Linked DNA regions of Homo sapiens: region 2 is linked to region 1. The links are chromatin loops, found by intact Hi-C in ENCODE. Cell type or tissue: ascending aorta. All regions are shown on one strand.

Region 1 (4,000 bases):
AAAAATCCTTTCAGAAAGTCAACAGAACATCAGAAAACTGAATATTTCTATAAAGAGTTATCTGGAGTTAAAAGACAGACATTGTCATACATTAGCAACAGCCTAAGGGAGATTCTTGAGGAAGCCTTATTTGACCTCCTCTCCCCAACAAGACTAGGTTAGGCATCTTCCCAAGTGCCTCCACTCAACTTGTACTTCTCCTCTTAGGCTGTCGCTGTTATAGTGACCATCACATGATGTAATGTAATGGTATAATTTCTCGTACTAGGCTGTAAGCCCCATGACAGCAAGAATTACCTCTTCTCACCCTTGTCTTCCCAGTACTCAGACAGTGCCTGGCACATAATAGGTACTTATTCATATTCGTTGAAAGAAGAGAGGAATGGAAGAAGGAAAGGAGAAATTGAGAGAGGGGAGAAGCACAAGAACTCAAAAAGATGTTAAACCTTAGAAGATAAAGACTAGCTATAATCTTTTAGTTGTATAAGAAAGTGAATTAATTCAAAAGTAAGCCACAGAAATGTGATAAATGCCAATTCTAAATGCCATTATGCTAGAGGGGGAAAAACAGGAAAAAAATAGTGTCAATTTCATTTTTGCTTTTATGCTTTTCACATTATGTGCCACTATGTGAAAATAAACTATAGAGAAGGAACATATTAGAATTCACCTGTTATTCACTATAATACGTAAAAACTTTACTTTGGGAATAAATGTTGTTTGTGCCTGTTTCCGTCCCCTTCCACAAGGGTAAAAAAGAAATTTGTGAGCAAACATACAGGGCAAACAGAGCCTCCCTGAAACCCTTGTGCCTGAGATACTGCTACTTAGAGTACATAAATGTATTTATCGAGCTACATGTGCAAATTATGGTGTTGGCTGTGCAAACAAGGCCATATTACTTAAGTCATTGATGGAACAAAATTTGGAGTCTTTTCAAAGTCTAAAACAGTCTTATCAGAAATTATAAAGCGCTTTACTAACATTCATCTTAAGTGAATTCTAGGCTTAAGAAAATAAAGTGTGAGGCTTATAGGGATACTTTATAAAAGAGTAAAAGTTGTAAATTATTTCAGGAATTTTCTCATTTATGCAACATTTGCCCCTTCCTAAATATTTCCAAATACATTTTATTTTGAGTCAATTTTCCTTTTGAACTTAGTCCTTAAGATCTCAAACAAAATCAATACATAAACTGAGCAGTATCTCCAAAGAAATGCTTATTAATTATAACGCATGCCATATTAACATCACATAGATTCAAAACTCCAGCCTTTATGACCTTGATAAGGGAAATATTTATATATGTTTAAAATACATACACCTAGGAAGAAGTTTTACTAAGCATGGAATGATATGTTTCATAGAACTATATGAGCTTCAGATACTCTGGCCAATTTGGCAACTATATATTTACATCTTTCTAATGATTTTATATAATCCACTATATCTCTCAAGTTTCATTACAGGTAACATTCCTTGCTGTTGTCCTCCTAAATTTATAACAAGCTCACATTCCCAATTATTTTCCTGTCTCCTTTTTCCATTGAGGAAATCCTCGATTAAGTCACATTTCAATAAACTGAATTTTCTCTTATGAGTCTCTGTATGTTTGAAACCAACACTCACACTCAAAGAGGAGCTCTAATTTGAGTTCAACAGTAAACTTGATTATCCAGTTCATGGACTGATAATCAATGATGTTTTCTTCTCTTCCTTGTTCTAGTGAAGAATCCTTTCTGTCAGTGTGTTGAGATTTGGGGGAATTTTTGAGTCAATGACAAAGTGAAAAGTTCTCAATTATTAGAAGATTTATATTATCCAATTCCCTCATAATCAAGAATAATGAAAAGTTCACAGTGGAAAGTCTGCAGACGTATTTCAGGTGTAATTAAATTAAATTCTTAGTGTTTGTCAGTGTGTGGTCCTTTGACCATGGGCATCAGAATCACCAGGGATGCTTGTTAAAAGTGCCTATTCCCAGCTCCTGTCTAATATCTATAAATCCCAATCTTTGTGTGTTTTTGAACAACATCTAAGAACCTCCCTTCTCTGCTTTAATGTTTTAAAAATAAAACGAATAAAAAGTGAATAAAATGGATTATGTGATCAATATAGATCACAGATTTTTCTAAACCTCCCAAAATATTTCAATCTAATATGAATGTACCCAAAAGAGAATAGAAGGGTTCACTGTTTTGGATTCCGCTGAATGACAGGAAGGTTTAGGTCTTCCCTAACGTCATTTGCATTCCCCTGAGCTATCAGAAAGGAATCTGAAATGGACTTTCCAAGAAAAGGGTGTGGAATCTGAAATCTTTTTTCTTTCCAAGATCAGGGTGGCTGCCCAGAGGAAATCCCTCACTTCAGGGGATTACATTCCAGTTTCTAAATGTTTGGAAAACATGAGTTGACAAGCAAGATGGAGAGTTACAGAGAAAATGAAGACGATCTGAACCATGAAGAATTCAGCTCGTTGATTTGGACCCAGTGCCTGGCTTGAAAGGCAAATGTTTTATTACTTGGCAGGATTCCCATTACATGTCACTCTTTATAGCTTGCATTTTCTAGTCCTTTCAAACATCAATTCTGTAAGGCCTCACATTCCTTTCTCTCATTCATGGACTAAAGACAGTCTTTTCAGGTACTGGGAAAGTTCCCTCCCTGTACTTAGGAATGAATGAAAAATGCCAGGATCATTAAAATTTCTCTATGTGAATTTATTGTTGGTTCCTACTGATTGTAAGATGGAAATGTTTAAAATACCTAAAAGTATCATAATACCAGTCCAGATGATATTTTTTTCCATTTTTGTTATGCCTATAAAATAAAAATTGTAAACATTGATAGTATCAATGGGCAGGCAGATAGATGAGTAAGTCATGTACAAGATGGAAGGAAAGTGGAACTATGGCAAAATGGAGAATCAGTGTCCAGTCTGAAGGAAGTTTTTAAAACTGCACTGGCCAAACCAAATAGTGGTCTTTTAATACTGCTGGCATGGATCCCTGAAAAAGATTTCCCAAACTTTACTCTAAAATACCTACAATGATTCAGAAGAAAAAAACACAAAAACCAACTATGGTGAAATCAGCACTATTAGTCAAGTTATTTCCAGAACTTGAAAAGAATTTCTACCAAATGTTAAGACTGATGGAGCTACATGGAAAAAGCCTCATGCTATGCCTGTCTAGAAGTCCGTAAGAGAACTATTTGTCTGTTTTCACTGTCAGTCCCTGGGGTAACCTCTAAAGCCTACTCCAATCACAAAACTGAGGAATTATCCTTGCTCCAAGTGATTGTTATTTTCTGTGCAAGGAAAAATAGAACAGTCTGATTCCCTTTAACTACCTATCTACCATCCAAAGACTACAACTTTCAGGAAGAGGCTGAGCAGTAAGTGGGAAACGGCGTTGTGAAAGGCTCTACCACTTGTAAACATTTATTTACATGTGTGTCTCCATTTACTAAAGTGGGAGTTTCTCAAGAGATGGAAGATGACAGTTTACGTGGCTTTGAATAACAGTGGACTAACACAGTACCTGGTATACACAGGAAGTCCATGAATATTAGTTCAACAAATTAATGAATGAGTGTGAAGGGTAGTGAAAAAAAGTTAGTGGAGAGCCCTGACAGCCAAGTTTATTAGTTCAGACTTGGCATTTTGCAATAGAGCATCAACAAAAGGTTTTGAGCTCAAAAATTATTTAAAAGGAATTATTGGAGGAGCTGCTAGTGCTTTATGTACTGAGGCAAGTAGAATTGGTCACTAGATGAGAATGACAGCTCAAATAATGACAAGTATATACAGTGGCAGTTAAACAAGTAAAACTGCTTGCTAAGTTGACCGACTATGCAAATTTTAATTCCAAAAATGAATATTTTACATAATTAAGAAGTAAATTTCACTAGAAGGCTTTCCAGGTCCCCTGCAAAAAATAGGAAAAAATAACATTTCTTCTCCTAAAAGAGGCCAACACAAGCTCAGGGTGACTGTTCT
Region 2 (4,000 bases), 140 kb before region 1:
CATGAGCCACAGCCCAACTAGTTGAAAAACCAACCAGTCAGTAGGAACAGAAGCATCAAGAGCTTTCTCCACCACCACTTAAGATCAGAAACAATTAGTTCTCCTTATCTGCTCATGTCCAAAAGGGCTTTATTTTATCAGAGACCATGCTGTCATTGAAGGAGACATGTCACCTACCTTGCTTCCAGAAAGGGTTGGGGAAAACAGAGCCAGGTTATCAATAGTTATCTTCCTGGCTTATTCACAATTTAAGGGAAGGGTGTTGCTTACTATACATGCACCTCACATACTGTTGAATGAGAACATGGTAGAACTCAACCTGGCTTATTTTTAATCTGACATCAATGATAATGGTTTTAAAAATAAAATAATGCTGAATAAATGACAAAACAGACAAAATGCCAAGACATAGGCATAAGTCAGGACCATCCTGGAGACACAATAATATGGTCATTCTATCCTTTGCATATATGTTTTGTCATAGCAATATATAGTAGCATATGTCTAAAGAGGAAAACTGCCAATTTCTATCTGCCAAGAAGACAGACAAATCGGATTCAGAAATCTTATCGGCTAAATACACAAATGTCCTCAGAATTAACCTTCCTCCCAAAACCCAAACCTTACCTTGACTAAATAATAATTTTTAAAAATGAGTATCCTCAAATCTTAGTTTTAATACCACCATTTGATCTATGGTAGTAAGAGAAACAGGCTGAAAGAAGGCATGCTTGGTTTTTTGCCTCTGTATCTACGTGTGCATGTCTCCACAGCATTAACTTGACTTTTCCCAGTCTAAATTTTCTAAATTTCCACCAGTAATAGGCTTGGAAACTAACTCAGTTAATTTGCTCAATGCATTGTGAGAAGAAAAGCTCCTTGTGAAAAATGTTTGTTCCGTAGAAAGAAACCCTATCCCATAACAAGAAAAATTCATAAAATAAAAATACACCAATAATACACTCATGCTAATTCTTGAGCCCACCAAAATTATTGAAAGACACTGTTGACTTATTATAATTATTTGAGAGGGGAATTATTTTTTTAAAAACAGTCACCTGTAGGAAGGCATTATCCGTCACTGAGAAGTAAAAAAAAATACAGTAATATGTCTTTAATCTGTCAATGTGATATTCCAAAAGATGACATTTTCCCAGATAAAACTATTTATTTGCTCAAATCTTAATCCCTTAATGGCATTATATTATAAAACAAATATGCCAGACCTAATTCAGTCTTCTTTTAATGGCACAAGATAATCATTCTATTGCAACACAGTTTGTTCCTAAAATAATGGCCTGAACTATTTAGTGTCATGTTTTTTCTATAAAGTTCTTTCTCAGCTGGTGTTAGTTTTTCTTTGATGTTATTATACCTGAGGTCCTGAGCTAATATTTTCGTTTCATATATATCTGGGTTAGGCTCTGGGTTAGTGCTTTCTTTATTAATCCTATGAAGAGAAGTACATGAGTTTTATAGAAGATAACCCATTCATCCTTTAACTAACTTATGTGTTCATAGCTTTGTCACTGGTAATTACTGTGGCAGAAATCTGACCTTCAGCTATGTGGGAAGTTATGGTACTGGTAAAGTTTACACAATAGACTCTCTGTAACAATTGCTTTCCAATGGAGAAGTGGAACAAGCACATCTTCTTTACTTTCTTGTTAGATGCTTTATGCTCATTATCTAAACTTCATGTGAAAAGTTGGTGGTAAGTTGTTAGAAGACAGACAGCTGAGAAATAATGGAGCTGGGATTCAAATCTAAACCTGGAATAATCCAAGCCAGCACACCCTCCCTTAGGTAATGCTAGTTCATCTAGCTGATTTCTCTGTTTTCCCGCTTTTCTGTATCACCCTTTGAAATCCTTTAGGCAAAATAGCAGACACAAAAGATACAGGTTGAGATAAAATATCGAATTGCCATCAGCTTGAAAACTGTAATGACTGCCAATGTGTTTTATGCTTTCAAAATCTGGACTTTTATTTAAAGTGAAAAAAAGTTTCTCCTTGATCTTTCAAGGAGGTTAGGGCCTTCTTGATTTCTTAATTAATTGACTTGCTGGCAGGAATAGTTTTGGTTTTGATTTTGGTTTTGGCTTTAGAGTATAGAGAGAATGGACCATTCTAAGATCCCCAGAGGCCCAGAGAGGGGCAACAGCCAAAAATGCCACTTGGAAATGTTCCCAAGCTGCTGCCTGATTAATAGCCACCCGGGAATGAACAACCGAGGCTCACATGGGCAAGTCTCATGAGCAGATGGTCTACCTGATGGCAGAGGTGTGGTTGACGCTTCAGTGAAAGACACACATAATTGGTGGCCATAATGGCGGGAAGCCAGGTCAGTGACATCCATGGATACTGCATCTTGTTGGTCCCAGCTTTGAATCACACTTTCCCAAGTGCTCTTTGATTTCTCGTATCATCACGATCACTGAAATAAAAAATTGCATCACCCTAAAATACTTTAGATTCTTGGTATATATGCCAGACCAGACCAGACAAATCCAAAAGTAGAGTCAGGATTTTGAAGCCTGCTGGGGATGTTTTTCCTGGAGAACATGCCTATTTTAATTGCGCACCATTTGTTTTGTTTCTGTAATAAATCTTCAGATGCTATTTCTGCACGCTGTATTTGGAGAGGATGCATTTCTCTTATATGGAACAATTTTACTTCACTCACGTAAGAAGTTATAAAGGTGAGTTCTTGTTACATACATAAAAAATAAGCCTTTTAAACTTTATTATATGCATCAGGATTTGGGTTCCAATAGGCTGGAATTCTTCAGAGGAGCTATCTGAAATCTTATACAAAAAACATCTTTAGAACTCTAAAAGGAAGCATTTAATTACTATCTCCTATATATACACATTTCATAGTTTTGAAATACTTTGACAATCATTAACACTTATTTAATATACTACAGAAAGAAGTGTATTTTAGAAAAAGGGGAAAAAATATAAGCAAGTCTCTAAGAAGTTAAGCAATAGATCAACTTTTGTGACTATCATGAGTAAGGGCTCCATCTCTACCTCCAGACTGATGTTTGTGCTCTAAAGTACTAAGTAGTCCTGCAAATTTGTGTAGGGGACCACAGACACTCAGAAGAGAGTAAAGCTTTTGTGATCTTTTATCTGTGAAAACTGACAGGCCTTAGAAACTGACCAAATATACGACATGCAAGGATCAAATTAAAGGGACTACAAGTCCCACCTTGTATTCTTATTTTTCCCTTAGCAACATGATTTTCCCAGCTCTAGCTTGAAGTTTTTTTCCCTGAAGCTTGAAGTTTCATGAGTGCAAACTGATTTAATGCATAGTTCATCATTTAAAATGCAAATACTTCCAAGAGATGTTGTAGTCATAAAGATATCAGCATGAATTAGCATTACAAGAGATTAGACGACACATCACCTAGGAAGCCCCAAAAGGGAGGGGACAAAAGAGAAGTGAGTTTTGAGTTTGTTAGTGGCAGAAAGCACAGATTGGTTAGATGCACATCCAATAATACCATGTAATAGTGAGGGTAGGGTGTTCCTCTAGGCAACCAGAAAATAGCAGGACACTACTGTGTCCATAAGGAAACTCTAAAAGAAGAGATGATGAAAGGGAGAGTATTAAGAGGAAGTTTAAAGCAAATTTCTACCTATCTCAATAATGTGGTCTGAACTTTGGCCTATATACTGAAAGCAGGAGAATCTTAACACATAATTAGAGGAAACCCATATCAATGTAGGTCTTTACCAAACGAAGATATCTGATACCTCCTAAGCCTATTTTCTTTGCTTCCCCAGTATGTGTCACTGATCTGATTACTCTGGAGATTAACGCTAAAATGTGCTATGCTGTTTTCAGCAAGATCTGAGTATTACTTAAACAACAAGGTATTAGCTAATGCCAAACCAAACATACCATGGCCAGAATTGTGCCTGCTCCACAGCCACAAATGCTAAAAATAAAGATGTGATATTATACCTAGAGTTACTTTGACCAAGTG

What was found. Hi-C counts contacts between places; a loop is a spot of excess contacts. Peaks named below come from ENCODE experiments on the same cell type or tissue, not always from the same donor. Only the 100,000 strongest peaks of a DNase experiment are listed, where the experiment ranks them.
Region 2: it touches region 1 in a loop (2.0-fold over the local background); 2 of 110 quality-filtered maps call a loop at or near these places.

Annotation. Positions count from the first base shown.
Region 1 is chr9:17,893,268-17,897,267 of GRCh38, reverse strand. No RefSeq gene overlaps it. Among named protein-coding and RNA genes, the nearest start is that of SH3GL2, 320 kb to the right of the region's middle. In ascending aorta, no CTCF peak of the experiment used is centred here; no DNase peak of the experiment used is centred here; H3K27ac peaks cover 1,188 bases.
Region 2 is chr9:18,036,446-18,040,445 of GRCh38, reverse strand. It overlaps a transcript of ADAMTSL1 not described here. Among named protein-coding and RNA genes, the nearest start is that of ADAMTSL1, 440 kb to the left of the region's middle. In ascending aorta, no CTCF peak of the experiment used is centred here; a DNase peak (open chromatin) is centred at 2,279; H3K4me3 peaks cover 376 bases; H3K27ac peaks cover 1,236 bases.